Regions from separate parts of the Homo sapiens genome. Here all the other regions are linked to region 1. A link is a loop called in an ENCODE intact Hi-C map of the cell type or tissue named here. Cell type or tissue: PC-9. All regions are shown on one strand.

Region 1 (5,000 bases):
ATGTTTAATCATTTTTATTGTAGAGATATTTCACCTCCTTTGTTAAAGTTATTTCTAGATATTTTATTTAACACAGTGTGCTATATTACACTGATTGATCTGTGTATGTTAAACCATACTTGCATCCCTGGGATGAATCCCACTTGGTCATGATGTATAATATTCTTTATGTATTGTTGAATTCAGTTTGCTAGTATTTTATTGAAGATTTTTGCAGCTGTGTTCATCAGAAATATTAGCCTATAGTTTTCATTTATTTTGTTGTCGTTGTTGTTTAGGTCATTTTTGTCTTTGCTTTTGTTTTAGAGATGGGGTCTCACTATGTTGCCCAGGCAGGACTCCAACTCCCAGGCTCAAGTGATCCTCTCACCTCAGCCTCCAGAGTAGCTGGAACTACTGGTATGTGCCACCACACCTCACTAGTTTTGTTTTCTTGTGGTGTCTTTGTCTGGAAAATTGGTATCAGGTGATGGTGACCTTATAAAATGAGTCTGGGCTGGGTGCAGTGGCTCACACCTGTAATCCCAGTAACTCAGGAGGCTGAGGCAGAAGGACTGTTTGAGACTATGAGTTTGACACCAGACTAGACAACATAGTGAGACCCTGTCTCCAACAAAATATTTAAAAATTAGCCAGGCATGGTTATATGCACTTGTAGTTCCTGATACTTGGGAGGCTGAGGTGGGAGGACTGCTTGAGCCAAGGAGTTCAAGGCTGCAGTGAGCTATAATCATGCCACTGCACTCCAGCTTGGGTAACAGAGCAAGACCCCCATCTCTGAAAATAAAACTAAAAATAAAAATAAATGAGTTTGGAAGTATTTCCTCTAGTTCTATGTTTTTGGAAGATAAGGATTGGTACTATTTGAATGTTTGGTAGAATTCAGCCATGAAGCCATTTGGTTCTGGGCTTTTCTTTGTTGGGAGGATTTTAATTACTACTTTAATAACTATTTGTTATTGGTCTGTTCAGGCTTTCTATTTGTTCCTCATTCAATTCTGGCAGGTATATGTTTCTAAGAATTTATCCATTTCCTCTAGGTTATCTAATTTGTTGGCTTAAAATTGTTCAATCGTCTCTAGTGATCTTTTTTATTTCTGAGGTCTCCACTTTTATTTCTGATTTTTTAATTTCAGTCTTCTCTTTTTTTTTCTTAGTCTAGCTAAGGCTTTGTCACTCTTATATGTTAGAAGAGCCAACTAAGTTTTGTTAATGTATTTTTCTATTCTCTATTTGATTTATTTCTGCTCTGGTCTTTATTAACTCCTTCCTTCTGCTAACTTTGGGTTTACTTTATTCTTTTTTTCCTAGTTCCTTGAGGTGTAACATTAGCTTGTTTATTGGAGATCTTTCTTCTTTCTAAATGCAGGTGTTTATCGCTATAAACTTCCCTCTTAGAACTGCTTTTGCTGTGTCCCTTAGGTTTTGGTATGTTGTGTTTCCATTTTCATTTGTCTCAATATATTTTTTTAATTTCCTTTTGGATTTCTTCTTTGACCTCTTGGTTGTTCAGGAGCATGATGTTTAATTTCCACATGTTTTTGAATTTTCCAGTTTTTTTCCTATTATTGATTCCTAGTTTCATACCACTGTGATCATCAAAGATACTTGATATGATTTCAGTCTCTTAAATTTCAATCTTCTCAAAGTCTTCTTTGTTAAGACTTGTTTTGTGGCCTAATATATGATCTATCCTGGATAATGTTCCACGTGCACTTGAAAAGAATGTGTATTCCGCTGCTGTTGGATGGAATGTTTTGTACATATCTGCTAGATTCATTTGGTCTAAAGTGTAGTTCAAGTCCAATGCTTCCTAATTGATTTTCTGTCTGGATGATCTCTCCAGTGTTGAAAGTGGGGTACTGAAGTCCCCTACTACTATTGTCTTACTGTCTATTTCCCCCTTCATATCTGTTAACAATTGATCATATATATATTTAGGTGCTCTGATATTATGTGCATATATATTTACAATTGTTATATCTTCTTGATGAATTGAGACCATAAGACTTTTCTTAATGTCCAGTTCTTTGAGCACTATATAATACATGGCCTCTATAACTAAAGCCTACTGCTATCATAAAATCCTCTTTTTATCTCTAAAGACTGCTAAGTGTTTTCAAAATAGTTCAGGAAATAAACTTGAACTATAAGTTTATCAGGAAATAAACCTGAAGCTTCTCAGCAGGATGAATGGAGTCTTGGAATTTAAATGTGCCTGTTCCTAATCTTTGTATTCAGAATAAAAATATTAGGCATCCAACTGCTGATCTTAGGAGGCCCCCTAGTGCGCACAGAGCAGACACTTTAGCAATCTGAACACAGACACTTTAGAAATACCTTTAACAAATTAACTATGGGATTGATCTGTAACACAAAAAATATATTTTTAGGAGAATCAATGATACAGAAAAAATGTAAAAGACTATTTTAGTTAATTCATCTTGAATTACTTTGAGCCAACTTTCAGAAGACAAAGATTAGAAAATCCTAAGCAATATTTAATAATATTATTTTTCAAAATCATGATCTGTGATAGTAACATTCCATTTTACTTTTTTTATTTCTTGATCCAGTCAAATTATGTATGCATCACTATATAACATTCGAAATACCGAAAGCTTTAGATGGCAACACATTATGATTAAGTCTTTTATAAGGAGAGTTTATCCCTTGTATAATTTAAAAAAATAAAATTTCAGGTGGGGCGTGGTGGCTCACGCCTGTAATCCTAGCACTTTGGGAGGCCGAGGCAGGCAGATTCCCTGAGCTCAGGAGTTTGAGACCAGTCTGGGCAACACAGTGAAACCCCGTCTCTACTAAAAATACAAAAAATTAGCCGGGCATGGTAGCGTGTGCTTGTAGTAGCTGTAGTCCCAGCTACTCAGGAGGCTGAGGCACGACCATCACTTGAACCCCGGAGGCAGAGGTCTCAGTGAGCCAAGATCGTACCACTGCACTCCAGCCTGGATGACAGAGCAAGACTCTGTCTCAAAAAATTAATTAATTAATTAATTAATTAAATAAAATTGTAAAGGTCAGTGTGCATTATTTTCCTCAATAGTTGTTTATCTTCTGGAATCTCATAGTACTTAATTCTGTAACATTATAACAATTGCCATGTTTATCATGATAACATTCTTCAACGGCATTCTCTTTCTTACTTTCTTACCACTGTCTTTAACTGAGGAGATATCTGGTATTTGCAAGCAGCTGAAAAATGTGTTATAAATGACTTAATGGTAATTTAAATATCCAAATCTGCAAATAATATACCTGTATTTTATATATATATATATATATATATATATACATTTTTTAAGTTCTAGGGTACTTGTGCACAACGTGCAGGTTTGTTACATACGTATACATGTGCCATGTTGCTGTGCTGCACCCATTAACTCATCATTAACATTAGGTATTTCTCCCAATGCTATCCCTCCCCCGTCCCCCCACCCCACCACAGGCCCTGGTGTGTGATGTTCTCCACCCTGTCTCCAGGTATTCTCATTGTTCAACTCCCACCTATGAGTGAGAACATGCAGTGTTTGGTTTTCTGTCCATGCAACAGTTTGCTCAGAATGATGGTTTCCAGCTTCATCAATGTCCCTACAAAGGATGTGGGCTCATGCTTTTTTATGGCTGCATAGTATTCCATGGTGTATATGTGCCATATTTTCTTAATCCAGTCTATCATTGTTGGACATTTGGCTTGGTTCCAAGTCTTTGCTATTGTGAAAAGCGCTGCAATAAACATACGTGTGCATATGTCTTTATAGCAGCATGATTTATAATCCTTTGGGTATATACCCAGTAATGGGATCGCTGGGTCAAATGGTATTTCTAGTTCTAGATCCTTGAGGAATCGCCACACTGTCTTCCACAATGGTTGAACTAGTTTACACTCCCACCAACAGTGTAAAAGTGTTCCTATTTCTCCACATCCTCTCCAGCACCTGTTGTTTCCTGACTTTTTAATGACCGCCATTCTAACTGGTGTGAGATGGTATCTCATTGTGGTTTTGATTTGCATTTCTCTGATGGCCAGTGATGATGAGCATTTTTCATGTGTCTGTTGGCTGCATAAATGTTTTCTTTTGAAAAGTGTCTGTTCGTATCCTTCACCCACTTGTTGATGGGGTTGTTTGATTTTTTTCTTGTAAATTTAAGTTCTTTGTAGATTCTGGCTATTAGCCCTTTGTCAGATGGGTAGATTGCAAAAATTTTCTCCCATTCTATAGGTTACCTGATCACTCTGATGGTAGTTTCTTTTGCTGTGCAGAAGCTCTTTAGTTTAATTAGATCCCATTTGTCTATTTTGGCTTTTGTTGCCATTGCTTTTGGTGTTTTAGTCATGAAGTCCTTGCCCATGCCTATGTCCCGAATGGTATTGCCTAGGTTTTCTTCTAGGGTTTTTATGGTTTGAGTCTTTAATCCATCTTGAATTAATTTTTGTATAAGGTGTAAGGAAGGGATCCAGTTTCAGCTTTCTACATATGGCTAGCCAGTTTCCCCAGCATCATTTATTGAATAGGGAATCCTTCTCCCATTTCTTGTTTTTGTCAGGTTTGTCAAAGATCAGATGCTTGTAGATGTGTGGTATTATTTCCGAGGGCTCTATTCTGTTCCATTGGGTTATATCTCTGTTTTGGTACAAGTACTATGCTGTTTTGGTTACTTTAGCCTTGTAGTATAGTTTGAAGTCAGGCAGCATGACGCCTCCAGCTTTGTTCTTTTGGCTTAGGATTGTCTTGGCAATGTGGGCTCTTTTTCGGTTCCATATGAACTTTAAAGTAGTTTTTTCCAATTCTGTGAAGAAAGTCATTGGTAGCTTGATGGGAATGGCATCCCCATCAATTTTCATGATATTGATTCTTCCTATCCATGAGCATGGAATGTTCTTCCATTTCTTTGTGTCCTCTTTTATTTTGTTGAGCAGTGGTTTGTAGTTCTCCTTGAAGAGGTCCTTCACATTCCGTGTAAGTTGGATTCCTAGGTAT
Region 2 (5,000 bases), 520 kb before region 1:
TCAAGTGATCCACCCGCCTCAGCCTCCCAAAGTGCTGGGATTATAGGCATGAGCCACTGCGCCCGGCCCTACACCCACTTTTTAGATGAAAAAAGGGAAGTTCAGAGTCAGTCACTTGCCCAGGCTCACACTGTGTGGCTTCTGTGGCATGGGGTGACTCCAAAGCAAAAGAGAAGGTGTGCCTCCTAGTGTCCATCCCTGTGAACAGCAGGCTTCCACTTTGGTGTTCAGTTTTACTGGAACACACTTTGTTTATGGGCTTGAGTGAATAAGGTCACATAGCTAAAAAATTTTATAGGGCTTGCAAATCAAGGGGGATGGGCAAACAGTTTAGCAGATAATTCTGGGAAAACTTGTTTGCTATGTGTGTAGCTATAAAACTGGATCCCTACCTAACACTGGATGACAAAGACAGACTTGAAACATATTGAAGACCTAAATGTATGTGGTACAGCCGTAAAATTTATATGGTACATATAGGAAAATACCTCTGTGACCTAGAGGTGGGTGAGGGTTTCTTAAACCATGGTCTCAAGCACAAACCAAAAGGCAAAGCACTGATGTGCCAGTTGCCCCAGAAGTTCTGATTCACGAAGACCATCATGGAAAAAGTTTAATAGAGAGATGACCATGTGGGAAGGGACTGTTCTGTGTCTGAAACTGATAAGGAATTTAGACCCAGGTGACTTCAAGGAACTCTGGCGAATCAACAAGAAGACAGGAACCACAAAAGAAAATGGGCAAAGGACATTGAACTGCTTATTCACCAAAGATAAAACCCAAAAGTCAACCAGGATAGGAGAGCTGTACAAACTTGCGAGTCATTAAGAAAGGCAAATTAAAATAATGAGAGATTGCTTTACAGCCATCAGATTTGCACACATCAGAAAGCTGGTTAATGCCAAATGATGAGCTAGGCGAGGGGACCGTCAGGCCCTGCTGGTTGGAGAGGAGACTGTTTGCTGCTCAGTGTTTAGACCTCAAGCACTGTGTAGCCCATGACCCAGCAATACGGCTCTTGGCTCTCAACCCCAGAGAAATTCTGTGTATCCCCAAGGTAACGTGCACGAAGACACCCGTTATGGCACCGTGTGCAGTGTGGGGAAATTGAACTCCATCCTGATGACCCTCACTGGGGAATAGATGAGTAGGCTGCGGCAGATGCAAGATGATGGAGCGGTACTTGGGGAGTACTCATGACATGGGTAGAGGCGAGTGGAAAGAAAAAGAGACCGAGCCCCCTATAACCGCTTCTGTGTACTAAAAATGTATGCCCATGAAACCATGGTACATGTTTTACGAGCAGAATAGCACACATGCACCGCATGAGAGGGGCCGTCTATGGAGAGGGAAATAGGAAGTGAATGGAAATAAAGAGGTGTTGAAGAGAAAGAGCACTGACCCAGGCAGGCTTTCCTACAAGCAGTGGTTACAAGCCCAGCCCCTGCAGCAGGGTAACTTAGCCCCCAGTACCTCTGTTTTCTTAGCATAAAATAGAGATAATAATTGTGCTCACCTCCCAGAGTTGCTGTGAGGATCAAGTTAACACACACATGAAGTGCTTAGAATAGTGTGGCTGGCACAAAGGGGGTGCTAGGTGTATAAGGGTGTTCACAGTGCTTATATTAGTGAAAAATGAAAAATAATTGAAATATCCAACTGTGGGAGACAGTTTATCCAAATGATTGGAAAGATCTAATTGTTCTTCTGTCCTTCTTCCCTTTGTCTTTTTGGTAGTACAACCTCCCCCCGCCCCCCCCCCAACCTCTACACATACATAGATTTTAGCAATGTGCTTGGGCACCTAGCTATGTACTGAATTTCCCAGCCTCCATGATACTAAGTTGCTCTGTGGTTAAGCTCTGGGATAGAATGGATGTGAAAGTGTTATGTTCCGTGTAAGAAAAACACTTGCTCTCCACTTTCTCTTTCCCCTGCATCTGTGAATGACCTGACACCCACTGGAGGGCTGGAGGCCAGCCATGAGCAAGCAGATGAGTCAAGAAGCAAGCAGATGCTGAGCAACAAGTTGGAAGGAACCAGGGCCCTGATGACCCACACCCTGTAGCATCCTCCACCCCCACCTCCATCTGCTGGGTGGGAAAGAACAAACGTCTTACGTAGACTACTCTTTGAAGACACTGAATTTTGGGTCTCTGACATAGCTGCTTAGTCTGTACTCCAACTAATATAGCCATTTAAATCTTGTTTTTCAGAAAGTAGTTAATGATATGAGAAAAAAGCTTATAGTGTATACCTCAGTGGAAAAAAATTGGTATATAAAAACTAGATTTTTTTAGGGCAGCGAAACTACTCTGTGTGATACTCCAATGGGGGATCCATGTCATTACACATTTGCGCAAACGCATAGAATGTGCAGCACCAGGAGTGGCCCCTAATGTAAACTCTGGACTTTGGGTGATAGTGATGTATCAGTGTAGGTTTGTCAATTGTAACAAATAGACCACTTTGATAGGTGAAGTTGATAGTGGGGGAGGCTGTGCATGTATGTGGGCAGGGAGTATATAGAAGTCTCCGTACCTTCTGCTCAGTATTGCTGTGGTCTTAAAACTTCTCTAAAAAAGAAAGTCTATTTTAAAAACTACATAGGTGTCTACCAAATGTATAAGACTCACATTTTTTCTGTGGTGTGGCCTCAGCCTTCTCAAGGCTTGCTGAGAAGCAAGGCACACATTTATTTGAAGGTAGTGCCTGGAACTTGGAGCTTTTATCTCCCAGTGAACATCTCTCTGCCAGATGCTCGGGTAGGTTTCTCCAAAGTTCAACTGGGTAGGAGAGTCACATGATCCTTCCAACCAATGAATGAGCAGGAATCCAGTGGCTTTAGGAAAATCAAACCTGTTATTATGTAAGTGACGATCAGTGGTATATACAGTGACTATTTGTGGCAGTTGCATGCATTTCTGAGTGTGTTTTTATTTTGCCCTTTTGAAATTAATCTCAGAATTGTTCTGTGCCATGGTAAAGTTGTCTCATCATTTTGGAATTCAACACAGCTCCTAAAGCTGTTGATAAGAATTGTACGTGCTTCTGAGTTATGTGGGCTGATTTCGACGGTCTGCTTATGAGGTAGGAGGTGGGACTCTATTCTAGAGGCAGGGCTCAAACTCCAGACCAGATTGGAGACTGGCTGAAACAGGGGAGGGGCAAAAGCACCTCTCCATATGACACACCCACCAGTGCCATGCCAGTTTACCATTGCCATGGCAACACCTGGAAGTTACCATTCCTTTTCTAGAAATTTCTGAATAACCTGCCTCTTAATTTGCATGTAATAAAAAGTGGGTATAAATATGACTGCAGAACGACCTCTGAGCTTCTACTCTGAGCACACTGCCTGTGGGGTAGCCTGCTCTGTGGGAGCAGACATGGAGCTGTAACATTGCTGCCTCAGTAAAGCTGTTTTCTTCTACCACTGGCTTGCTCTTGAATTCTTTCCTGAGTGAAGCCAAGAACCTTCCTGGGCTAAGCCCCAATTTCAGGGCTTGCCTGTCCTGCCTCACACACTCTCCTGAAATCTGAATTTAGTTATAGAGAGTGATATGTGACTCTCTGTAAACTTTGTTCATTAGATTCATGAGGTGTTGTATCTGAGAACGATATCATTAATTGTATTTATAATGAAATTCATTCATGCATAAGTGTTCATGTTTTATGCATAACTATTAAATGCTGCTGCTGGAGAGATCAGTGCTGTGCTGAGACAGGGAGTTTTGAGTCACTGCTTTGTTTCTGCAGCTTCTCCTCTCCTTTACTGAGGCTCACACCCTGGGCTCACAGGCACACACGTATGTGTGTTGTACACACCTGCACCCACGCCCCCCATGCAGCATGGGGAGGGACGGCATCCAGGTGATACGTTCTTTCTGGATGCAAATACACATCAGTTATGACCTGACCTGAACCGCCATTCCCTTGGATGTAGCAATAGAGACAGAGAGGCCCCAAACGCTTCTGAGCCTTTTTGGTCAGGGTCTCTGCCTCCAACTGGGTCTTTCTGTCCTTCCTAGGTGAAGAAGGGAAATTGTCAGGGGCTGCTCTTAAGCAGGGGGCCTGGATCTAAACGGAAGACCTTCCAACCTCCCCCACTGCGGAGAGCAGAACTGGGAGCAGATGCCCGTGGGCTTCGCAGCTCTTGGTCTGTGTCATCACGTGCCTCGGTCATACATTTTGTCATCACTGTATTTACTAACACTGCACATCAAAGCGATTCCTACTTCTTTTAAATGGAAACACATTTATTTTAAAAGACACCCATAGATTGAAACCATAAATGGAAACCAGTCTGATTTGCCATACAGACTAATTTTTAAAATAAATGCAAAAACACCTATTTCTGTAGCTTGCATACGCATAAGGTATTTCTGGAAGGACATAGAAGAGGTGCATAGTGATTACCTGTGGGGAGAAGAACCCACGGCTAGGGGCAGGGGTGGGGCCCACTTTTAAGGAACATTCCTGTGTATTTCCATTTATACTTTTTTTGGCTTTTGGAATTCAATCAAAACAAAGAATTTGGGGAAGAAAAGATGTGAAAACAAAACATTGGCATTAGATTCTGGCCAGACGCTGTTGCCAGCTGAAGTTGCTAAACCTGAGGCTTCTCTCTGCTGCGGAGCATTCGTCAGCAGAGGGAGATGGTAAAGGGGCTTTCGCATCCAGTTGAGGTAACAGAAAAGCTGACAGCTCGTGAGGGACTCTTTCCCACCCTGCGATGGTGCTATTCATGCCGTCTCAGTTTCCATCTTCAGTTGCCCTCTCTCCCAGGTCTCCGACTCAGGGTTTCCCCCACGAGGCCACCATTGCTCCAGGAACAGAAGTTGGAACTGAAAGCAGTCTTAGAGGCCTCCAGCCAAATATTCCTCACCTGGTTCGCTCACTCCCAAAGGGGTCCCCTGTGAAGCCTCTGAAACCTTATGCAAAATCCTGTGCTCAAGTATATTTTCCAGGGAGATGGTGGCTGATCTCTATCAGAGCTC
Region 3 (5,000 bases), 510 kb before region 1:
GGGATAAGAATCCAGAAAACCACCCTGCCCAGCATGCAGAAGGGAGTTAATGGAGAAGTCTTGCTGGGTCGGCCTGTAAGGGATGAGTCCACACAAGCATTTACACAGGCAGAAGGAGGGCAAGGTCATTACATCCCTTTTGGACACAGTAAATGTCCAGTTGTCCTTTTCCCTGCCACTGTATAGTAAGATGGTGGTCAGGACCTGGGGGTGCCAATGACTGATCTCAACCATACCTCTAAGCTGAGAAGGGAAAGGTCACTGATTATTACTTAAGCCAGACTTAAAGAACAGTCCCAAAGCTTCTGACAGCCAAGACAATGTCCTCTTCGCTTTCAATGACAAAGGCCCAACTGAGTAACATATGAACATTGAGGGAGCCAACTGCACACAGACACTTGGACCACTGACCCAGGGAAACTCCTTAACTGCTTGAATGAAGTACCAGTCATTCATGGTCAATAGATTCTTCTGCTGCATGGAATTTCTGCTGGGCTGGTGGAGGCAGCTGAGAAATAATGGGGAGAGGCCAGGACAAAGCATGGAAAAACTTCAGTTACGTTTTGTTGGTTAACAATGGGACCTTCAACAAGACACTCATTGGCTTGGGTCTCACTTTCTTCATCTGAATAATGGAGATAATAACACCTAAGTAGGCACGTTCCTGGCTTTAAGTAACAAACACCCACTAACAGGGGCTTAAACAAATATATGTTCATTTTTCTGACATAAGGAGTCGCAGCCAGTTGGGTGTGGACATTGGAGAAGCATCTCAGTAATGTCAGAGGTTTTGGATCTGCTTCTTTGCAATTTTCTCATTCTTTCCCTCATGGTCACAAAATGGCTGCTGTAGTTCCAGCCATCAAGTCTGTATTTAGTAAGGCAGTAAGAAGAGGGGGTGAAAGATAGGACTGCCTCTCTACCCTTTACACAGCCATCCTGGTGTTGCCTGACACACTTTTGCTTTTAACTCATTGGCCAGATCTCTGTCCTGGGCCATCCCTAGCTGCAAGGGAAGCTGACAAAGTGAGTTTTAGCTTTTCTTTTCTTTTTTTTTGAGACAGAGTCTCACTCTGTTGCCCAAGCTGGAGTGCAGTGGCGTGATCTCAGCTCACTGCAAGCTCCGCCTCCTGGGTTCATGCCATTCCCCTGCCTCAGCCTCCCGAATAGCTGGGACTACAGGCGTGTGCCACCTCACCCAGCTAATTTTTTGTGTTTTTAGTAGAGACGGGGTTTCACCATGTTAGCCAGGATGGTCTTGATCTCCTGACCTCGTGATCCGCCTGCCTTGGCCTCCCAAAGTGCTGGGATTACAGGCGTGAGCCACTGCGCCTGGCCGAGTTTTAGCTTTTCTAATCTATAGAGCACATGAAGAGTGTCTATCTCAGCATATAAAGCAGAGACTCCACTAGGCAGTGAAGGAAGGTAGGCAAAATGGATGTGTGTTTCATATCTGTGCCCCACACCCCATCCAGGGTCCGTCTCTCCCCAGCAGTTGTCATAAGGACTCATTATCATTTAGCCATCATGCAGAATATCAGAGCTGCCAAAAGGGAAAGCAAAGTGAATCGTCCTAAAGCAGCCTGCTTTTTCTTTTTTCTTTTTCTTTTCTTTTCTTTTTTTTTTCCTATTTGGAAGGTTTGGATTTGAAGTAAATCATCATTAAGCAGTCTAAGTATTTCCTTTATTTATTTATTTATTTGTTTATTTATTTATTGAGACAGGATCTCACTCTGCCATCCAGGCTCAAATGCAGTGGTGCAATCTAGGCTCACTGCAGACTCAGCCTCCTCAGCTCAAGTGATCCTCCCACCTCGGCCTCCTAAGTAGCTGGGGCTGCAGGCACACACCACCACACTGGCTAATTTTTGTATTTTTTTGTAGAGAGAGGGTTTCACCACATTGCCCAGGCTGGTCTTGAACTCCTGGGCTCAGGTGATCCTCCTGCTTCAGCCTCCCAAAGTGCTGGGATTACAGGCATGAGCCACCACACATTTTGCTTTTTAAAGCATTTACTTTAAAAATCTCACCTCTTTCAATCCTCGTTCTGTTCATTGTTTGCTCCAAGTTCGAGGGGCCTGTCAGTTCTTCCTGCAAATAAAATCAGTGAACAACCCTGTAGGTACACTTCAAGGTATACAGGGGAGCAGAGAATGCCGCCTGGGTAGGGGCGAGTGTTACTTCAGCGGCAGGGAAAGCCTCTGTCAATATTTGCGAGGAAGAGACGTCTCCAGAAGTAAGAAAGGCCACATTATGGAAATGGCATGTTTTATGCAGGGAGACACTTGAGAATCAGGGAGAGTCAATAAAGGGGCTAAGAAGGGTCAAGAACTTGGGTTTGAGAATAAGGCGAGTCTACTAGTTGAGAAGGAGAATAAGGCTTCGGTAAGCCAGCCCCACCTGCCACCTTGCCACCCCTTTTTAGGAAATAAGGGACAGTTGCCAGGGGCTGTTTTGTGACATAATCTAGAGGTATTTATGCCAAAAGGACTGACGGAAATACCACCACTGCCAACCACGACAGCATCCTGGTTCCCTAAACGGATGGGCTTCTTTGTTTTCCTTTGTCACAAGGAATTAGAGGAATGTGGCTACACCCGCAGCTTCTAACACCAGCTAGCCTGGGTTCACATCCTGGATGAATCACTTACTGTGTAACCTCAGGCATATTGTTTAACCTCTCTGTGCCTCAGCATCCTCAGCTGGAAAATGGGGGTGGCAATAGCAGCACCTCCCTTGTGTGGTTGTCAGGACAAAATAAGTTAACTCAGGGAAGTAAGGAAAGTTAATTAGTAAATAAGTTAACTCTGGGTAAGTAAGGTATCGAGGACGGGGGCTGGCCTCTAGAACGTGCTGTGTTAGTGTTGGTGATTCTTACGTGTGAACCAGCAGCAGATGGAAGGTCTGGCCGTTGAGGGATGCTACTTTTTTCCTGACGATGACTATGAACGTCTTGTGTGGTCTAAGACAGCAGTCCTTTTTGGCATCAGGGACCGGTTTCATGGAGGACGATTTTTTCCACGGTCGGGGGGTGAGGGGGGTCAGGATGGTTTTGGGATGAAACTGTTCCACCTCAGATCATCAGACATTAGTTGGATTCTCATAAGCAGTACACAACTTAGATCCCTCGCATGCCCAGTTCACGATAAGGTTCATGGTCCCATGAGAATCTAATGCCACCACTGATCTGACAGGAGGCGGGGCTCAGACGATGATGCCAGGGATAAGGGGCGGCTGTAAATACAGATGAAGCTTCGCTCACTTGCCCGCAGTGACTCGCCCCACTTCCTGCTGTGGGGCCCAGTTCCTAACAGGCCACAGAGCGGATGAGTACCGGTCCACAGCCCAGAGGCTGGGGACCCCTTGTCTCAGAGACATCTTGAGAACCTCTTTATTTCCTCTTTGTTAATGCAAGAAGTGGTTTTGAAAGCAATTCATGCATTTTCAGGAAAGAAGGCAAAAGAGACTAGGGAAGGGGGTGGGGAAGGCTTACCAGGTGCTGTATACACGACAAAGCAGAAAGGCTGGGAACTACAACTCTGGAGTCAGACACATTTTGGGTTGAACTCAGTCACTGCCCATTAGCATAGTGATCCTGGAGAAGTCATCTACCCTCATGTGTGAAGGAGAAACAATGAATGCTCCTGGACCCTAGAGCTGCTCAGAGGATCCAATAGAGCAAAGATGTCAAAAGGCCAGCGCCATGCCTGGCACAGAGGAAGGATTCAATCAGTTAATTCAGCCATGCTGAAGCCACCATGATGTGACAGAAAATCAGCTTGCAGCTGGGGGAGCGGGATTTGCCTCCTGATCATCTGCCCCGGAATCCACCACCTTCCTGAATGGCAGTCCCAGCAGCGCCAGGGTGGAAGCAGATGCTGGCTGAGGAGAGAATCCTGCCCTTCCCCGTCCAGCCACTTCCAGCCGTCTCCCAGCCCCTGGGTGCTGCACGGGCAGTACCAAGACTTCCCTGGCCCGGAAGGACCTCTGACAAGGCCCTGGAAGCCCAGCAGGGCCAGGCTGGGCTTTGAGAGGAGATGAGTGTTAGGAGTGCGTGTCAGGTGGGGGAAGGGAGCTGTAAGCAGCAGAGACTGGCCAACCTTGCCCATGAGCTTTAGGTCTCCATCTATGTGTCCATGCAGAAGGGCCCCCAGAGGAGAGCAGCATCCCGGCCTCTGTCAGGAGAGGAGAGAGTTACCCGATTTAAGGAGCTCAGGAGAAAGAGTGAGTGTGCTCAGCTCATCCCTCCCCTGTGGGAGCCAGCTCCCACCAAGGGTGAAGAGGGTCAGGCCCTGGGGTTGGGGGTGGATGGAGGTCTGCAGAGGTCCCCCAGCAGCCCCTGTGAAGGATGGGCAAATTCGTTTGTGCACTGCAGTCTTGGCAGCCTTGCACATTGTCCCCAGCTTCCCGTTCCCCAGCCTACCTCTTTTTTTTTTTGTTTTTGAGACAGGGTCTCACTCTGTCGCCCAGGCTGGAGTGCAGTGGCGCTGTCTCGGCTCACTGCAAGCTCCGCCTCCCGGGTTCACACCGTTCTCCTGCCTCAGCCTCCCGAGTAGCTGGGACTACAGGCGCCCGCCACCATGCCCGGCTAATTTTTTTGAGTTTTTAGTAGAAATGAGGTTTCACCGTGTTAGCCAGGATGGTCTCGATCTCCTGACCTCATGATCTGCCCGCCTTGGCCTCCCAAAGTGCTGGGATTACAGGCATGAGCCACCACGCCCGGCCTCATCCCCAGCCTACCTCTTGTAAAAATGAGCTGCCACTTTGCTGTCCATCCCTGGGACCCTGGCAGGCTCCATGAGTAGGCAAGAGAGGGGTGTGGTTCACCAGCCCCACCTCCAACAATGTCGGGAAACTCTGTGTTCCATCTCCTCCTGAAGCTGGCAGCCCTCAGTGTATACTTTCTCAGCTGCAAATGCTACCATTTTAAACTCAGAGGATTTTAAAAAATATATTTGAGCCTCACACAGGAAGACCCAAAAATTATTAAAATATAGAAC
Region 4 (5,000 bases), 290 kb before region 1:
CCTGGGTAGGCTCAGGGTTTGCCCAGGTGCTCTTGAGATGGACAAAGAATGGGCGAAAATCCCTTGGGCTTTTAAAAGGTTGTGTGGCCGGGAGGGACTGGAGCCCTGGGCGAGATGCCTGCCTGAGTGAGGTGGGGTTGCTGGGCACAGTCAGACTGTGTGAAGACTGTGTGAGTGTGAGATTATCCTGGGCAGAACTAAACAGCTTTCTGGACTCAAGGGGAGGAGGCAGGTTTGGAGTTAATGCCCCGCCATGCTTGAGTAGCTTAAATAAAGGTTACCTGGACTATTTCCTTTCTCCAGCAGCTACGTTACTCTGTCTCTGAAGCCATGGGGGAACCCCAGAGGCAGACATCAGCGTGTCCAGGTTGTAAAATCAGACTTGGAGCGCCAGGCAGGGAAGAAAGCACTTCGGCATGTTTTCTGCCTCACTGCAAAATAAATGTATAAGCATTCCAGGGAAACTGCAGGGAGAGGGGAACATTCTTCAGCAGGCAAGGAAGGATAAATGCAAAGTAAACGTATAAGGCTTATAATTACTCATTTGAAGTGTGTAAAATGTAATTAATATGATCTGTGTTGCAGTGCTGTCTCTCTTGTTTTATTTAAGTGAACATAAAATGTAATTTATGAGGACTTCCCCAGGTTAACTGCCAATATCAATTCCTTGAACTGCGTTTTTTCCACAGCGTCTTAAGTTTCTCAGCAATAAAGTTCTTCTACTACTGTGGGGGTTTTCAGGGACAATTTATGCTGAGGTTTGGGGTAGGGGCTGGTTCTCCTTTACCCCAGACACTCACACCCTCCGCCCCTTAGGCCAGCCTGAAGATGCCAATTCCTATCAGTTATCTTCTCTGTTAATGTGAGGTCTTTTTCATGTCACTGTGATGACAGTGGTATACAGAAAAGGCTTCTAATAAAATTAAACTCACAAATCTAGGAAGCTACCTTTAAATTTCGAATCTTACTCTTCTATTCATAAGCCTTCAACAGATACATTTAGGGTGGCCTTTAATTAATATTTGGTCCTTTAACACACTTAATCTTCTGATAACAATTTAAATTGCATCTAAAATGTCATCTATTTACAGTTATTTTTGAATACTTCATTTGCCCAATTAATGAACAAGCATTTATTTATTCATTTGTTTATTTATTTTGAGATAGGGTCTCAAGCGGTTGCCCAGACTAGAGTGCAGTGGCAGGATCATGGCTCACTGCAGCCTCAACCTCCTGGGCTCAAGCTGTCCTCCCACTTCAGCCTCCCCAGTGGCTGGGACTACAGGCGTGCACCACCACACCTTGGTGGTGTTTGTATTTTTTGTAGAGATGGGGTTTTGTCCTGTTGCCCAGGCAGGTCTCGAACACCTGGGCTCAAGCAATCCACCCGCCTTAGCCTTCCAAAGTGCTGGGATTACATGTGTTCACCATCCTGCCCGGCTCAAGTATTTACATAATAGAAATCTAATGCCTCAAACTTAGAAATATGGTGAATCTTAAGATTTATTTATTTATTTATTTATTTATTTATTTATTTATTGTTTCAGACTCTTCAATTCGTTAGAGATTAAGTTTGTTTTTTGTTTTTTGTTTTTTTTTTTTGAGATGGAGTCTCACTCTGTCACCCGGGCTGGAGGAGATTAGGTTTTTTAAAATGCTCTAGTATTATATATAAACTTAGATTTCAGCTTAAAATTTCAAATCAAATAAATTGTTCAATTAAGTCTTTCATATTGTATTGCAATGTAGATCTATTCAAAGAGGCCAAAATCTTGAAAATATTAATATTATGGGTTGATTCTTAAACATCTCTATACTTATTTTAAAAACAGTTTTATTGAAATACTATTTACATGTAAAATTCACCCACTTTAAGTGTAGAATTCAATGAATTTTAGCATATTTATAGAGCCGTACAGCATCCCCGCAGTCTAATTTTAGAACATTTCCATCACCCTAGAAAGAAACTCTGTGTCTATTTATTGTCACTTGCCATCCCCACCCCTGGCCTTAGGCAATTGCTGGTCTACTTTCTGTGTCTATGTACTTACCAGTTCTGGACATTTTTTGCACTTCATTTGCAATCATCCTAGGTTTTTAAGAAAACAATTTTGGCATCTCAAACAATATTGGGGTCACCTTCTCAAGCCACTTTTCGGGTTACAGCCTCAGAAGGCTGAAGCTGCTTTCTTCAGAACTGAGCTCTGCTCTGAGTGGGTTCCTGCAGCCTATGACCCAGACTTGAGTCACAGACTGGCTCATTCCAATGTCTTGCCGCCAAAGACCAGACCCACCCAGGTGGCTTCCTTATGTCTTGATTCCTTCCTTGCCTGCCTCGGGCTCACAAACAGCTTTAAGACTTAGTTAAGTGAGAGCTGACTGAAGTCCATCCCGGTGATGTTTGACCTAAGGTCACTGTTCTAAAGTTCTGTACATGACAGCCATGCTCCATTGCCCACCTGCCATCCTTACAGCACCAACTTGGAGGCCACCAGCCAACCTGCTCACCAGCAGCCTCTGGGCTCCGCCTCAGGGTGTTGCTCCACGTCCCAGCAAAACAGCTTAAAAAGCAAAACCGCAGCCAGGAGTTGCATAGATACCTGAACACCCGTGTTCATAGCAGCATGAGTCACGGTGGCCAGAAGGTGGAAGCAACCCTAATGCCCATCAGTGGATGAATGAATAGTGGTATGTATGATGGGATATTATTCAGAATAATAATATGTCAGAATAACGAAATTCTCATACATCCTACAGCATGGATGGACTTAGAAAACATTACGCTAAGTGAAAAAAGCCAGACACAAAAGGACAGACACTGTATGATCCTACTTGTATGAAGTACTTAGAATATTCTAATTCAGCTGGGTTTGGTGGCTCACATCTGTAATTCCAGCACTTTGGGAGGCCGAGGTGGGTGGATTGCTTGAGTCCAGGAATTCAAGGCAAGCCTGGGCAACATGGCGAAACCCATCTCTATAAAAAAAATTCAAAAATTAGTCAATGATGGTGGCCTGTGTCTGTAGTCCCAGCTACTCTGAAGGTTGAGGTGGGAGGATTGCTTGAGACTGGAAGGCAGAGGTTGCAGTGAGCCAAGATTGTACCACTGCACTCCAGCCTGAGTGACACAGCAAGATCTTGTCTCAAAAAAAAAAAAAAAAAAATTCAAATTCATAGAGACAGGAAATAGAATGGGGGTTACCAGGGACAAGAGAGACGGGAATGGGGAGTTGTTATTTAATAAGTACAAAGTGATGTATAGTTGGTGATAGTTGCACAAGAATGTGAATGTACTTAATGCCACTGACCTGGACACCTGAAAGTGGTCAAAATGGTAAATTTTATGTTATGTGTATTTTATCACAATAACAAAAAAGCAAAACTGCAGTTGTATTATTTCTTGCCTTGAAGAACTTATTCAAGGGTTCTGGTTTGACTACAGAATCAAATGAATGCTTTTTCGGTTTGGCCTCAAATCCTTTTCTGGGATGACTTAAAGTTCCCAGCACTTTGGGAGGCTGAGGCAGGCGGATCACCTGAGGTCAGGAGTTCAAGACCAGCGTGGTCAACATGGTGAAACCCCGTCTCTACGAAAATACAAAAATTAGCTGGGCGTGGTGGCACATGCCTGTAATCCCAGCTACTCGGGAGGCTGAGGCAGGAGAATTGCTTGAATCCGGGAGGAGGAGGCTGCAGTGAGCCAAGATGGCGCCACTGCACTCCAGCCTGGGCAACAAAGCGAGACTCTGTCTCAAAATTAAATAAATAAATAAATAAATAAATGAAGATGCCTCACCCTAGCTGGCCCGTCCCTTGGCTATTAGGTGCCGCATGACCCTTGTAAGTACCTACACCCAGGCCCCTGGCCTCGTTGGCCCCATCTGGCACAGTTTCTCCCCCTCCTCTTCTCCAGATGGCCTGCACGTGCGCTGTCTATGTGCGCACCTGTTCCTCATGTCTAGCTGATCCAGCATCCCCAGACTCTTCCAAGATACAAATCCCCTGGGGTGCTCATCAAGCTTGAAGCTTCCCAGGCCCCTTTGTAGGAGAATCTGATTCAGAAGGGCTGGGAATATATGTTTTTTAAATAAGTACCTCGGATGACTCTTATCAGGAAAGTTTAGAAGACCTTGGACTGGGGTGACTGTATTTCAAAACGGTTTAGTTTCCTGTCTTTTGGGAAAGGCACTTCCATTCATTCATTTATTCATTCAGCCCTGAATTTAGGCCCCTTTTAGGAACCGAGGATATTGTGATAGACAAGACAGTCCAAGTCCTTTTGCTCATGAAACTTAGGGTCTCGTGGTGGCAACAGACAACAGCCAATAAAGCATTTAAGATAAAAAGACAGGAGAGAATCAATGCCTTGAAGAAGCATATGGCAGGCGGGGCGCAGTGGCTCATGCCTGTAATCCCAGCACTTTGGGAGACTGAGGCGGGCAGATCACTTGAAGCCAGGAGTTCAAGACCAGCCTGGCCAACATGGTGAAACCCTGTGTACTTAAAAATGCCAAAAATTAGCTGGACATGGTGGCACACGCCTGTAATCCCAGCTACTTGGGAGGCTGAGGCACAAGAATTGCTCGAACATGGGAGGTGGGGGTTGCAGTGAGCCAATATCGCACCACTTTACTCCAGCCTGGGTGAGAGAACGAGACCCTGTCTTAAAAAAAAAAAAGAATATAGCAAAGAATGGGAGGAACAGGAGAGAGAGGAAGTGAGGCCATGGGAGACAGTGTGTCCAGGGAAGCTCTCTCTGGGGACCTGATGATGCGGTCAGAGGGCAGAGTAAAGAAGAGAACAGTTGTTGGTGTTGGGAGAGGGACTCCAGGCTGACAGAGCAGTGAGTGCAAAGGCCCTGAGGCTCATGCTTGGTTTTTTGGAGAAAGAGCAAGATGACCAGTATGGTGGAGGAGGGGCAGAGGCAGGCGGGGCTATATCATGGGGGGCCTCTGGGCCGTGGAAAGACTTTGGATTTTGTTCTAAGATGGTGGCAGGTC
Region 5 (5,000 bases), 210 kb before region 1:
TGTGCTTAGCACATAGAAATTGCTCAACTCAACAAATGTTAGTTTAGAGGAGGCCCTTAATAAATCTAAGTTCCCTTTTCCCCTCTCGCTTTCCTAAAGCTTCACCTAAGCCAACAGCTGGACAGAGGCGGAAGCTTGCCAAGAGAGTCAGAAGAATCTGGACTCCACACCGCCTGCTGCAGGGCCTGCTGGCCTCACAGGGAGAGGGAGGAAGGGGGGTCCACCCTGGCCAGGTGCACTCTGGTGAGAGCAGCCCACAGAGGCCTTGTGGTCTCCCAACTTCCTCAGTCCTTAGGATGCTAACAGGGCTGTAGCAGAGCGAGTCCTCAAAACCAAGGGGCTTCCCCACCACTCTGAATCCACCAGCAATCTCTGCCTCTGCACGGCACCCAGGGCAGGGTGGTCCTTCCCCGCTTTTCTATTCCAGACCGTCCATGAACTGCCTCCATTTCCTCCACCCACCCCCAACATAGCCTCCTTCATGGAGCATATACACATGTGCAAGTGCATATGTTCAGACCCACACACACACACACTCACACTCATACACACTCACACAAACACATCCATACACACATGCACTCACACTTACACACACACTCCCACACATACACACCCACACATGCACTCACACTCATACACACACTCCCACACAAACACATCCATACACACGCACTCACACTCATGCACACTCTCCCACACATACCCACACACACACAAATATACTCTCACACATACCCCTGCATACACACACATCATACATACACACCACATATACACACACACTCCCACACATACCCCTCACATACACAAACCAATACACACCCACACATACACTCTCACACACACCCCACATAAACACACACCCACACATACATTCTCACACACACTCCCACACATACCCCCCACACCTATACATATACACCAACAGAAACACACACATACATACATGCACATACATGCACACTCACACACACACTCTTTTCCAGCTTTGTGTTTCTGCTTCTGCCTTTTCAGTTTCTTTGATTTCCCACATATGGATTTCCTGCCCTGCCTTCTGAGGGTGTTGGGCAGGTGAGAAGCCCTAAGATCATGTTCAGAGCTGAAAACATAATCACCAGATTGGAATACTGGAGATGAGATGGTAGAGAATGGCTAGTTTTAGCTTTTCTCATTAACACGGGGTGGGAGCAGATGACCTTTTCCTTTTAGCTGACAGCTAGTCTGCTGGCCATGGGCACACCCTCCTCCGCAAAGCCTCTTGTGATCTCCAGTCTGACTGGACACGGCTTCTTGCTGCGCCCGTGATCCTAAGCATGGGGTGTGGGTGGTAGGGAAAAGCCTGGAGCAGGGCTGCTTGGTTGAAATCTTGGCTCTGCAAGTTATTTGGTTTTGCTGTGCCTTCATTTCCCCATTTGCAGAGTGGGGTCAGTATTTGCCCTGATTCTTAGGGTTGTTAAGAATATTCGATGAGGAGAGCCACATCAAGTGCTTGGAATGCCTGTCTACTGATCATTACTGTTACCAGCGCGATCATGGTTTTGATCATGGAAGCTCTTAGCCCACTGCACTGTGATCGGTCTAGGAAGTCCTGTCGCTTCCCCCACAGGTTTCGCAGCAAACGGGCCAGGACAGTTATCTCAGGCAGCCTAGAGAACGCCTACAGTGTGAGCAAAGCCACTGTTTAAAGTGAGGTGATACTTTATTCACCAAAGATTCCTTTACTTACAGAAAGTCCCCCTTGAACTTATGATTTGAATTTTAGACATTTTACCCAATCTCTATCTTTCTCTCTCTTTTTCTCTCTCTCTCTGTCTCTCTCTCCTCCCCGCCCCCAGCCCTCTTCTTGCATAATGTGAGAAGAGGCTTTCAACAGCCAAATGGAAACCCCCTTTGTCACCTTGTAGGCGTGTGGCATTGGGACACTGAAGTTAGCAAATCGGCCAGTGACTCATCAGTTTCCTCTCCATAACTGGGGTGTGGTTGGGGGATGGGGCAAAACTGGCACTTGGCAGGAGGCCTTGGCACAGTTCCCAGGCAGCATTCCTTCTGACCCGTCAGTGACCATGTCCTACCCATTAAGGAATATTGTAATGATCAGCCCTGGAGGAAGGAGCATTAAGATTTCTGCTCTGACTTCAGATGTTTTGATACAATTTGGGTAGCTCGAGTTCTCCATCCCTGACAATGAAAATGCCCAGGAATGTCAGGGAAGCGCGTTTTCTGGAAACCTACCTCCCTGAGACCTGTCTGGCCTGCACAGGGGGGTGGACCGTGTGGGAGAGAGGGGATTGTCCCTCTCTCCCCAAGGTCAGCTCTGGCTTGCGGAGTAATGGCTCGTGTGAGTGATGTGTGTGCAGGACTCCATTAGGGGCCCGGCTGTCCAGCTGTCTTGTGGCAAGTGTCTTTGCAGAGAGGGGCGAAAGGAGCAGATAGCTCCAGAAATGGAGAATAAAGAGACCATTGCTTTCTGCTTTCTGGCAAATTCTGCCAAAATACTGCAGAGAATGAAAAACTTTGAAGGAAAACCCCTTTATCAGCTATCCCATGCCTTGTGGCCATTGATTCCACGAGCAGGTGTTTCTGAGAGCTGGAAGCTGGCCTGGCCCTGGCCTCTTTCAGGAATAGAACATGTGAGGATGGTTGGCTTCACCACCTCCAAAGGGACCTCGGGAGGAGTAACCTCCCAATGGGGCAAGATTACTCACCATGACGGGCAGCTCAGTGCATGGCAACAAGCGTATGCTCTGCTGGGCAGCCTTCTTGGCTGGAAAACTGGCTCGTGATTCTGACTGTGACTCTCCCTCCTACACTTTCCAAGCCAAGAGCCTCCCCCAGATTTCACATGCCTCCCGCATGGCACCTCTGTTCTCCTGCTGCCACCACTCAGACACCCAGGCGTGAGGATTACTCTGAAACCCTGATGCTTGGCCATACCTGCCCCACCATTTCTGAGGCTGCCATAATGAATCACCACAGACCAGGTGGCTTAAAACAACAGAAATGTATTCTTTCCCAGTTCTGGAGGCCAGAAGTCCAAAATCAAGGTGTCAGCAAAGCTGTACTCCCTCTGGAGACTCTAAGGGAAGATTTATTATTTGCCTCTCCCAGTTGCCAAACTCCTTGGCTTGGGGCCCCATCTCTCTGCTCCATGTACACGTTGCTGCCCCCTCTTCTGTCTTCTTTTTTGTCTCTTATAAAGACACGTCATTAATATTTAGGGCCTACCCACACACTCCAGGATAATCTCAAGATCCTTAGCTTAATCACATCTGCAAAGACCGTTTATCCAGAGAAGGTCACATTCCCAGATTCTGGGAATTTGGATGTGGACCTATCTTTTGGGGAGGTACCATTCAGCCTACTGTACCTGTTAATGGAATGGTTTGTTACATGGATTAACACTGACTTGAGGCTTTCTAGGGTGAGCCTAGAGCATTTTCTCAAAAATACACATGTGGTGACACCTATTTTTAGCTATTTGACTTGGACAAGTAACTTACCCTCTTTGGGCCTCAGTTTCTTCACCTGTAAAATGGGAATGATAATAGTACCTACCCATAGGTTTGTTATGAGCATTAAATGAGTTCATGTAAGTACAGTGCTTCGAGTGCTATCTGGCAATTAGCAAAGCACTCCATAAATATCAACCATTCTTATGGTGATTATCATCATGGCATCATAATCATCATTGGAAGCTACCCCAGGCAATGAGACTGTCCTAGACAACTCATTTAACATGTAGCACAGCACATTCACAAACCGTTTGTTTCGACTTTTCGACCTACTTAAAATCACTTGGAATTTGTTGCCGTGTGACCTTGGGCAAGTTCCTTAACCTCTCTGAGTCTGGCAGAACATTCCCTGGAAGGGCTGCTGAAAGATTAAATGTGGTCAGCCTCGTGACACATGTTCTGCATCAATCCACGTTGGCTGAGCAGTGAGAAGGCAGCATGTTACAGTCTTGCCTCTCCACAGACGTTGGTGGCATCTTTCTTCCCTGCCCGTGTCTTTATGGCTGCTCGGTTTTCCTCTGCTGTCAGCTCTCCCGGCCTCTGTTGAATGGCCTGCACTTAGTTTTAGTCGATTTCCTCCCCTGAGTCTGATTTCTCTGCAGTTTCCAGCACAGATAAGGCTGTACATTTCAGACTGCGGTCCCAGAGCAGGATTTTTTTGCTGGCTTCTTTGGGGAGGATGTTTGTTAATACAGAATCAAACCTTAGCTGTTCTGCTAGTAAAAGATTTCCAGGTAGATTCTAACTTTGTGTGTTTAAAACTCTTAGCTGTTCATTAAAATGCTGCCTTGTTTCTCTCAGTGGTCTGTCAGAGTGATCCGAACCAGATCACTAATTCTACGACAACCAGTGTTTCTATAATGATAACCACCCTGCCATAGCACTTACTCTGTGCCAGGCATTGTTGTAAGGACTTTATACTTAATCCTTGCATCCTAACGAGGAAGGTGCTGTTACAATCCACATTTTAGAGATGAACAAACAAACAAGGCCCAAGAAACAAAAAGTGTTCAGTAACTTCTTGTCCAGTATCACCCAGTTTATAAGTGGTGAAGCTGGGATTCAAACCCAGGCCCTCTTGAGTCCAGCAGCTCTGCTCTGAGCCACCACCCAGGACTGTCCCTCATTAAATGCCTGAATAATTTCGAAGAGTCAGAGTTCCATAAATGTTTATAGAATTAATTGAATATTGAATGGCTTTTCCTGTTAACGGAGGAATCTCAGTCAGTCTTTGCTAACGGATTAGACTTTTTTTTTTCAGCCCCTGCCTTGAGACAAGTGTAGATTTTTCTCTCACTGGTTTTGCAGTTCTATATCTAGGATATAATGCCCTTGTCTTCTTGCCTGTGTATGGTATAAAAAGGATGGTCTTTCAAACCCAGATACTGTGTAACCTGGGCAAGTCACGTAACCTCTCTGAGCCTCACTTTTCAGGGGTTAATAACATTTAACGCATTAAATGTGCTAATGTATGTAAAGTGTCGG

The links. Peaks named below come from ENCODE experiments on the same cell type or tissue, not always from the same donor. Only the 100,000 strongest peaks of a DNase experiment are listed, where the experiment ranks them.
Region 2: a loop joins it to region 1, with 20 times the contacts of the local background. A loop is called at or near these places in 3 of 110 quality-filtered maps.
Region 3: it touches region 1 in a loop (10-fold over the local background); 97 of 110 quality-filtered maps call a loop at or near these places.
Region 4: it touches region 1 in a loop (5-fold over the local background); 3 of 110 quality-filtered maps call a loop at or near these places.
Region 5: a loop joins it to region 1, with 5 times the contacts of the local background. A loop is called at or near these places in 21 of 110 quality-filtered maps.

The regions. Positions count from the first base shown.
Region 1 is chr12:104,875,016-104,880,015 of GRCh38, forward strand. All of the region lies in intron 6 of SLC41A2 (solute carrier family 41 member 2), which reads right to left. Among named protein-coding and RNA genes, the nearest start is that of SLC41A2, 81 kb to the right of the region's middle. In PC-9, a CTCF peak has its summit at 2,302; no DNase peak of the experiment used is centred here.
Region 2 is chr12:104,358,382-104,363,381 of GRCh38, forward strand. No RefSeq gene overlaps it. Among named protein-coding and RNA genes, the nearest start is that of EID3, 57 kb to the left of the region's middle. In PC-9, CTCF peaks have their summits at 192 (motif pointing left) and 394; DNase peaks (open chromatin) are centred at 200 and 3,100.
Region 3 is chr12:104,368,996-104,373,995 of GRCh38, forward strand. No RefSeq gene overlaps it. Among named protein-coding and RNA genes, the nearest start is that of EID3, 68 kb to the left of the region's middle. RefSeq lists enhancers at 2,287-3,043, 3,044-3,801, 3,802-4,557. In PC-9, no CTCF peak of the experiment used is centred here; a DNase peak (open chromatin) is centred at 2,546; H3K27ac peaks cover 1,634 bases.
Region 4 is chr12:104,586,256-104,591,255 of GRCh38, forward strand. The region is part of intron 1 of CHST11 (carbohydrate sulfotransferase 11); the gene reads left to right. Among named protein-coding and RNA genes, the nearest start is that of MIR3922, 2.9 kb to the right of the region's middle. In PC-9, no CTCF peak of the experiment used is centred here; a DNase peak (open chromatin) is centred at 2,366; H3K4me3 peaks cover 2,743 bases; H3K27ac peaks cover 5,000 bases.
Region 5 is chr12:104,669,951-104,674,950 of GRCh38, forward strand. All of the region lies in intron 2 of CHST11 (carbohydrate sulfotransferase 11), which reads left to right. Among named protein-coding and RNA genes, the nearest start is that of MIR3922, 81 kb to the left of the region's middle. RefSeq lists an enhancer at 1,461-2,065. In PC-9, no CTCF peak of the experiment used is centred here; DNase peaks (open chromatin) are centred at 2,031 and 2,781; H3K4me3 peaks cover 1,094 bases; H3K27ac peaks cover 5,000 bases.